Linked DNA regions of Homo sapiens: region 2 is linked to region 1. Evidence: chromatin contacts called from ENCODE POLR2A ChIA-PET data. All regions are on one chromosome and are shown on one strand. The core of a region is the stretch at or near the end of the contact, and the rest is flanking DNA. Distances in the headings are between cores, read along the strand shown.

Evidence for each region. ChIA-PET counts read pairs that join two places held with the same protein, here RNA polymerase II (POLR2A).
Region 2: POLR2A ChIA-PET joins it to region 1 with 10 read pairs in activated CD4-positive, alpha-beta T cell. The contact joins two enhancer-like sites. POLR2A ChIA-PET finds 5 or more read pairs at or near these places in 2 of 52 experiments (activated CD4-positive, alpha-beta T cell and naive thymus-derived CD8-positive, alpha-beta T cell).

The regions. Positions count from the first base shown.
Region 1 is chr5:151,233,177-151,237,151 of GRCh38, forward strand. No RefSeq gene overlaps it. Among named protein-coding and RNA genes, the nearest start is that of CCDC69, 11 kb to the left of the region's middle. Within about 2 kb of position 1,700, at least 26 of the 41 ENCODE cell types and tissues checked have a DNase peak (open chromatin) inside an H3K27ac peak, as active enhancers do.
Region 2 is chr5:157,157,570-157,162,058 of GRCh38, forward strand. GARIN3 (golgi associated RAB2 interactor family member 3) reads right to left here. Exons shown (of 2, transcript NM_130899.3): 2 at 4,277-4,489. Among named protein-coding and RNA genes, the nearest start is that of GARIN3, 6.4 kb to the right of the region's middle. Within about 2 kb of position 1,807, at least 2 of the 41 ENCODE cell types and tissues checked have a DNase peak (open chromatin) inside an H3K27ac peak, as active enhancers do.

The sequences.
Region 1 (3,975 bases), core at 450-2,949:
GTATAGCCTGCTATGTAATCATAACTTAAGCAACCGTTTTCCAACAGACGACTATGCCTTGACCCCTTCTTCTGGGAAACCTGGCATTTCCTGGTCCTGGGTCCTGATGCATCTTCCTTGTTCTACCCTAGTGGGAGGGTCTTACCCACATAAAACAATGGGAATGAGAGTTGGAGGATGGTGAGGTCAGCAACTGGGCTTTCCAAACTGAAAATTGGACCACATGAGGTAGCAAAGAAATTTTGTGACTTATGTATATTTTTATTGATCTGATTCTATTCATGCATTACTGTTCGCCAAAATATTGGAATTTCTGGGACATTTAGAGGGACAAGGAGGTAGAATAATATTTGTAAATCGGAGTGGCCCAGAATATATGGGAGATATACCTAGGTCTGCAGGTTAAAACCCAAATGTCTATAGGGCTAGGTAGGTACCTAAATTAGAAAAAGGCTAGTATAAGTTGGGGACAGGTGCAAACTGGGGGCCATATACCAAACCAAAAGGAGCACAGGTGGCTGCACTGCAGTGGATTGGTGTTAGAAGGAAATGGAGGCCCTGATTGGCCTGACCTTCTAATTTTCTAAGTGAAACTGAAAATCTTTTTTCTTTTTTTTTAAGAGATAGGGTTTTGATGTGTTGCCCAGGCTAGAGCGCAGTGGCTATTCACAGGCACGATCATGGTGCACTGCAGCCTCAAACTCCAGGGCTCAAGCGATCTTCTGCCTCAGCCTCCCAAGTAGCTGGGACTATAGGTGCATACCACTATGCCCGGCTCAATTTTTTTATTTTTATTTTTGGCAAGGTCTCGCTTTGTTGCCCAAGCGGGAGTGCACGGCACAATCATGGCTCACTGTAATCTCAACCTGCTAGGCTCAAGTGATCCTCTCGTCTCAGCTTCCTGAGTAGCTGGAACTACAGGTGCATGCTACCACACCCAGATAATTTTTGTATTTTTTGTAGAGATATGGTTTTGCCATGTTGGCCAGGCTGGTCTCGAACCCCTGGGCTCAAACAATCCTCCTGCCTCAGCCTCCCAAAGGTCTGGAATTACACGTGTGAGCCACTTTGTCCAGCAACCCCACCCCCCACTTTTTAAATGTAAAATCTCTCTTTCTCTTTTACACAAACACATGCACACAAATCACCATGCAAGCTAAACAAAATATTTGCAGGAGGTTACATTGCCTGTATTCCAGGTAGACAAATAATGCAACAAGGGTTATGGAAAAATACCATGGAAGCAAAAGCAGTGATTAACTCTGTCTGGGAGAGTGAAGGTCGGGGCAGCTTCTCCAAGGATGTGATGTCTGAGCTGAGCTGTGTAGATTAAGCAGGGGTTCTGCTTGTCCACAAAGTGGGAAGAACATTTTATGCCCAGTGGCACTTTCAGGGGGGCCTCGGAGGCTCAGTGCAGCTGGAATACTGGGGGAATGCAGAGAGCGAGGAAGATACAGATAGGCAGAGGCCTTGAAGGCCTGGCCAAGACATTTTTCCTTTATCCCGTAGGAGTGGGAGTGGTGTGGTCAGATTGGTGGTATCCAAGGTCACTCTGGGGCTCACGTGGAGAATGGCGAGGAAGCGCTGTGCTGAAGCAGTCAAGTATCTACTGGAATAGTTCATGAGAGTGTGGGTGAGGATCCCAAAGGCACTTTGGTGCAAAAGGATTGCAGCCTTGAGGGCCAGCTCAGGCCCTGTCCTCACAGAGCTCCCGGACTGATATAATAAGGTAACTACGGTGCGCAGCAGTGTGGGGTGCCTTTGGGTAGGCGGAGAGCAGTTTCCTCTACTCTTAGCCTGGGAGGCGGCAGCTAGCGGCCGGCAGTGTTGTGGTTACCAGGGCCTTGGGTTACAACACATGTTTGTTTTTTAAAAACGTTGCGATACCTTTTAAATCAGGGCCCTGGACAGGGTCCAAGGACAGTAGCAAGGACCAGCCCCCATGGTGCTTCTTAAAGAAGCAGCTGCAGAGGAGGGACGGAACCTTGGGAACCTGGATTTCTGGGGGACCCTAAGTTCAGGCAGGGCTTGGAAGCTGGGCAAGGCTGGACGCAGCCTCCAGTTCACCCCATTCCTCCTCTTCCTTCCTCAAGGCTCTTTTGGCTCAGGAGCACTTGGAGAAGATGAACTGTCTTCCAAGCTGTCTTGGAAAGCTACAAGTGGTAGGCAGAGGCACCCAGGAATGTAGAGTCCAGCTCCTCGAAAGAAAGGAAGACCAGGCCGGGCATGGTGGCTCACACCTGTAATCCCAGAACTTTGGGAGGCTGAGGCGGGTGGATCACAAGATCAGGAGTTCAAGACCAGCCTGGCCAAGATGGCGAAACCCCGTCTCCACTAAAACTACAAAAATTAGCTGGGTGCGGTGGCAGGTGCCTGTAATCCTGACTACTCAGGAGGTTGAGGCAGGAGAATTGCTTGAACCTGGGTGGCAGAGGTTGCAGTAAGCTGAGATCACGCCACTGCACACTAGCCTGGGTGACAGAGCAAGACTCTGAAAAAGGAAGGAAGGCAGGCAGGCAGGCAGGCAGGCAGGCCTTCCAACTGGTCAAAGATTCAGGGGTCTGGCTTGACAGGGAGTGAGTGCCCCATTGCGGGAGGTGTTCAAGCAGAAGCTAACGTTGGTCAAGTGTGTTGGAGAAAGTGTACAAGGGTCTGCTGGAGGAGGGGTCTGGAGGGAATGGACTCTTAGATTTGATTGGGACTGGAAGAGATCTTCGTCGTAGTCCCTTTTCAGAGGCAAAAGTTATTCTTTTCTTTTCTTTTTTTTTTTTTTCTGAGATGGAGTCTTGTTCTGCCGCCAGGCGGGAGTGCAGTGGTGCGATCTCAGCTCACTGCAACCTCTGCCCCCTGGGTTCAAGCGATTCTCCTGCCTTAGCCTCCCAAGTAGCTGGGACTACGGGTGGGCACCACCACACCAGGCTAATTTTTGTATTTTTAGTAGAAACAGGGTTTCACCATGTTGGCCAGGATGGTCTCGATCTCCTGACCTCGTGATCCTCCCACCTCGGCCTCCCAAAGTGCTAGGATTACAGGCATAAGCCACCGTGTCTGACCAAAAGTTATTCTTTAAAGGAGTCAGGATTAGGTAGGATTCAAGAGACTTTCACTCTTGTGCAGTGTTGGTGAGAATGTAAATGGTGCAGCCACCGTGGAAAACAGTATGGAGATTTCTGAAAAAATTAAAAATAGAACTGTATGATCCAGCCATCCCATGAAAAGAGATCTACTCTCCTGTGTTCATTACAGCATTATTCACTATAGCCAAGATATGAAAACAACCTAAATGCCCATCAACAGACGAATGGGTAAAGAGAATGTGGTGTACACATATGACGAAATTGTATTCAGGCTGGGCACGGTGGCTCACACCTGTAATTCCAGCACTTTGGGAGGCCAAGGCAGGTGGATTACCTGAGGTCAGGAGTTTGAGACCAGCCTGGCCAACATGGTGAAACCTCGTCTCTACTGAAAATACAAAATTAGTGGGTGTGGTGGCATGGGCCTGTAATCCCAGCTACCCGGGAGGCTGAGGCAGGAGAATTGCTGGAAACTGGGAGGTGGAGGCTGCAGTGAGCCAAGATTACACCACTGTACTCCAGCCTGGGTGACAGAACGAGACTCTGTCTCAAAAAAAAAAAAAAAGAAAAGAAAAGAAAAGAAAAAGATAAAAGAAACAGTATTCAGCCTTAAAAAGAAGGAAATCTTGTCTTTTGTGACAACATGGATGAACCTGGAGGACATTATGCTAAGTGAAATGAGCCAGTCATGATGCCATTTATAAGAAATATCTAAAATAATCAAACTCCTAGAAGCAGAGAATTGGATGGTGGTTGTCAGGAGCTGATGGGGGAGGGTACCGGGGAGTTGTTGCTCAGTGGGTATAAAGTTTCTGTTATGCAAGATGAATAAGTGCTAGACATCTGCTGTACAACAGAGTGCCTATGGTTAATAATACTTTATTACACACTTAAGAAT
Region 2 (4,489 bases), core at 557-3,056, 5.9 Mb after region 1:
GTGGGGCCACAGCTTTTTTTTTTTTTTTCTTTTCTGTGATGTTTGGCTGAAGTTTGTGTTTGTGTAAAAGTTTTCTGCTTTTCTTGGCTGCCCCTGTCCTGGCCCTTTATTTATTTATTTTATTTATTTATTTATTTATTTTTTCCTGATCATATTTTTTGTTGGGATTTTTTTGGTATAGGTGGTTCCAGCTTCTTCACCTCCAGGTTGTGGAATATATGAGGCAAAAATTAACCAAACAAACATAAAACCCAGGGAAATAACCAGCATGTTGTTCCTCAGTTCCTGAAGTTCCTAGCTTTCTTTCCACCTTTCAAGTCTTCTGCTGTTTGTTTTATATGTAATGTTCAAAATCTTTAGTTGTACTGATCAGGAGGAACAGAGAAAAACACGTCTACTCCAACTTTCTGGAAGCAGTAAGAAGTGAATTATCGAAGCAATCAATTAAATATTTGTTTCCTTTTTTATCTCTACATGTTTTGAATTTTCTAAAATAGACCAATTAATTTGGCAGTAAGCAAATATACCTAGTTTTAAAATTATTTAAATTCAAAATTGTATATGCTACGTTATATCCTTCCTGGCTATCATCAACACTTTTCATAAGGTTAGTGAAGTCTCAAGGAGGTGACCCCAGCGCATTACACTGACATAGTGTTGTAAGTTGTGTTCTTTGTGAAGCGGATTTTGAGACAGAGTTTTGTGGGAAGGATGTTTGTTAAGGAGTGCTCTTAGGACCAGCACCTGTGGAAGGGAAAAGGGTGGAAGTAGGAGTACACAGGGAAGGAAGGTGAATTTTGATGCAGGCTCCTCAGGAAGCTCTGGAACTAGAATAGCCCTTCAGACTTGGTCTGTATTGGGCTGACAGCCAGACTTTCATACTCTGCATCACTCAGTTCTTGATGTGGGCTCTGGAAAGAGCATCACATTGGGTGAAAGAAATCTCTGCAACTGGCACAATTTCCAAACTCACTGCCAGCTGAAACTTGTCTGCCGGCAGCATTCTCAGCAACTGAGGACACAAGTCCTTCATTGAAGGAGGGTCTTGATAGTGCATCACCACGTATACCCCACATGGATATTTCTTTTTTTTTTTTTTTCTTTGAGACAGAGTACCGCTCTGCCACCCAGGCTGGAGTGCAATGGCCGATCTTGGTCACTGCAACCTCCACCTCCCAGGTTCAAGAGATTCTACTGCCTCAGCCTCCTGAGTAGCTGGGATTACAGGCATGCACCACCTGCCTGGCTAATTTTTGTATTTTTAGTAGAGACAGTGTTTCACCATGTTGGCCAGGCTGGTCTCGAACTCCTTACCTCAGGTGATCCGCCAGCCTCAGCCTCCGAAAGTGCTGGGATTACAGCCATGAGCCACAGCACCCAGCCATCACATGGACATTTCTAATGGGAACATGTCTTTCAAAACATCTCCTGTAATCTCATTTTATAGATCCTGCAGCAAAAGACAGGAATTACATAAGGACACATATTAACAACTACCTTCCCAAATATTTTTTTCTCACAGCAACTACAGTGACCTTTACAAAATACAAATCTGATCAAGTCACTCCTCAACTTAAAATGTTTCAGTGGCTTCTCATTACTAAGGACAGAAGTCAAAGTAGCATATGCGAACCTCAAAGCCTTGCACAGTCTGTCCCCTGCTGCTCCCTCTAGCATCTCGCCTTCCGTTCTTGCCCTGCCAGCCATGATGGCATTTGACATTTTGAGGCACCTTGCTTCTTCTCACCATAGACCAGTTTCCTCTGCTTCAAAGACTCCACCCTAACATGACAACTGCATGAGTGATCTTATACTGCTTTTGGCAAAATATCGCTTTGTCATCTTTGTTCTTATGTGTGTAATGCCAGACTTTAAGTTTGGAACATTGGTTAGTAATCGACCATCCACTGTCTCATTGCACTTGCAGCAGCAGAATTGTTACCATGGTGACAAATATTGCCGTTAAAAATATTGGCTTTTATCTGATAGGGGTATTGACTTGATGCCCCAATTGATAACTCCCTCTGAGGAAGAGGCCTGTTGCTTTGAAATACATAGGTATTTATGCATCTATCTCTTGATGAAGTATCAAGATAGAAAAGGAAATGCAGAGAAAGTGCATGGCACAGCACGCTGTGGTGGGCAAGTCCCCATCTCTACTTTACTTAAATTGCATTTGGGTGGATAAACTATATTCATGCTGAAGAAGCCCTCAGACAGGGGAGGGTGTATAAAACAAGACTAGAAGAAAGACAAAAGATAAAGCCATAGTCTACACAATTATGAGATTAAACCGTTTGTAGCTAGGATAATTCAGACTCTGGCATAGCTGTAAACCTGGAACTCCAGACCAAAGGCTTTGAAAGGAGTTTCCTTTTATCTCTCTCCTCTACCCCACCTGCCAACCTTTCACATTCCCGGGTGGCTTTCCCAAAGGCCCTCTCAGACTTTAGAGTATGTGCCTCTCTCTCTTTCTCTCTCCTTCTACCTGTACCCACTGTTTCAAGAGTCAACTCCCAGAACATCTTAATCTCAGCCTCTATGGTATTTATCAAAAATCACAAGATGAGATTTTCCAGCCACCCACTAGAGCAACTGAGAAGGGATTCCCCTGATACTGACAAGCCACCGCTCCTCCCAGAATACGTCGCTTCTCACCTCCTCCATCTTGGCTACACATATTTGGTGTTCAGAAAAGGTCCCTAAGTTTTGCCGGAAACCCAACTTCTGTCCTCCAAGGTACTGCTGCTGCAGAGAATGAGCAAAGACTTGCAAGGCTGGGCAGGTGCTCCCCTCCTGGACTTACATGGCTCCCAGAATCATTTTTCTCAAATCCAAATTTTATTATTTGGTGTTAATAATTTAATGTTTTCCATGGACTCATTTTACAGGTTTTTTAAAAACGGAAAGACAATTTTTTTTTACAGTAAAGGTTTTTAAAATTTATAATCCCATTTCTAATGTAGTGTGATTTTTTTATTCTGGGAATTAACTTGCACACGAACACATAATTTACATCATGTTAGTACACAGCATTTTGGACTATTTTACTTCTTAATATATTTAAACATTTTTCCGTGTTTCTGAATACTTTTTATGTCACTTAGAATTTTTATTTCATGCTTATTGAAAGATCTTTCAGACTTAGATATTCTGTCATAAATCTGTCATGTGTATGTGTAAAAAGGAAAACATTGGTGAAATAAATTGATTAGGGCATTTCTAAGGCAGTGATAGTGACATGCAATTGACACCTTGCTGACAGATTTAAAAACAATCCTGATTTCAGAGATATTAAAATAAAGATACAGTAACAACACCCCATGAATACAACCTCTTCTTTAAGAAATAGAATAATCACTATTCTGTTGAAACTCCTTGTGTGTGCCCCTCAGATCAGACATCTCTCCCTTTATCCTATAGATAGTCACTATCCTTAATTTTGTGATTATCATTTCCTTGTTTTTCTCTATACTTTTAGCAAATATATATCCCATTGTTGAATCTTATTTTTGAGCTGTTCTACAAATTGAACTATATCATATATATTTTTGTGACTTGCTTTTAGTATCCCACATTATGTAAGATTTATCCATGCCAGCCACACATGGTGGCTCATGCCTGTGATCCCAGCACTTTGGGAGGCCGAGGAGGACGGATTGCTTGAGGTCAAGAATTCGAGACCAGCCTGGCCAACATGGCAAAACCTTGTCTCTAGTAAAAATACAAAAATTTAGCTGGGCATGGTGGTGCATGCCTGTAATCCCAGCTACTCCGGAGGTTGAGGCATGAGAATTACTGGAGCCTGGGCAGCCAAGGTTGCAGTGAGCCAAGATTATCCCACTGCACTCCAGCCTGGGCAACAAACTGAGACTCTGTCTCAAAAAAATAAAAAATAAACATTTATCAATGCTAACATGTATAGCTGCTATTCATTTTCACTATTGTAGATTATGCACTGTAGTCCATTCCACAATTTATTAACTCTCCTGTTTGATGAACATTTGGGCAATTTCCAGGGTTTTGCTATTACAACTTGTTTTACTGTAAACATTCTCCTAGTTGTCTACTGGTAAGCATATGTGAGAATTTCTCCACTGTCTACACCTTGGAGGAAGACTTGTTAAGATTAGATCAAGAGTCAGCACACATTTTCTTAAAGGCCCAGATAATATTTTAGATTCTGTGGGCCATATGGTCTCCATTGCCACTACTCAGAGCTGTCATTTTTAGCGTGAAAGCAGCCATAGGCAATATGCAAAGGAAAGTCTGTGACTATGTTCCAATAAAACTTTATTTACAAATCCAGGCAGCTGGTAAGATTTGGACCTCAGAACATGATTTGCCAATTCCTGATCTAGAAGAATAGATTTCCTATTCTAATTGCCTACAAATACTGCTGTATTGCTCCTTCCTACCCTGAATATCCCCTGAGGGGATGTGAATCCTGTCTCTGCATAGGCTAAGAACTGGACTGAATGTCCATGTT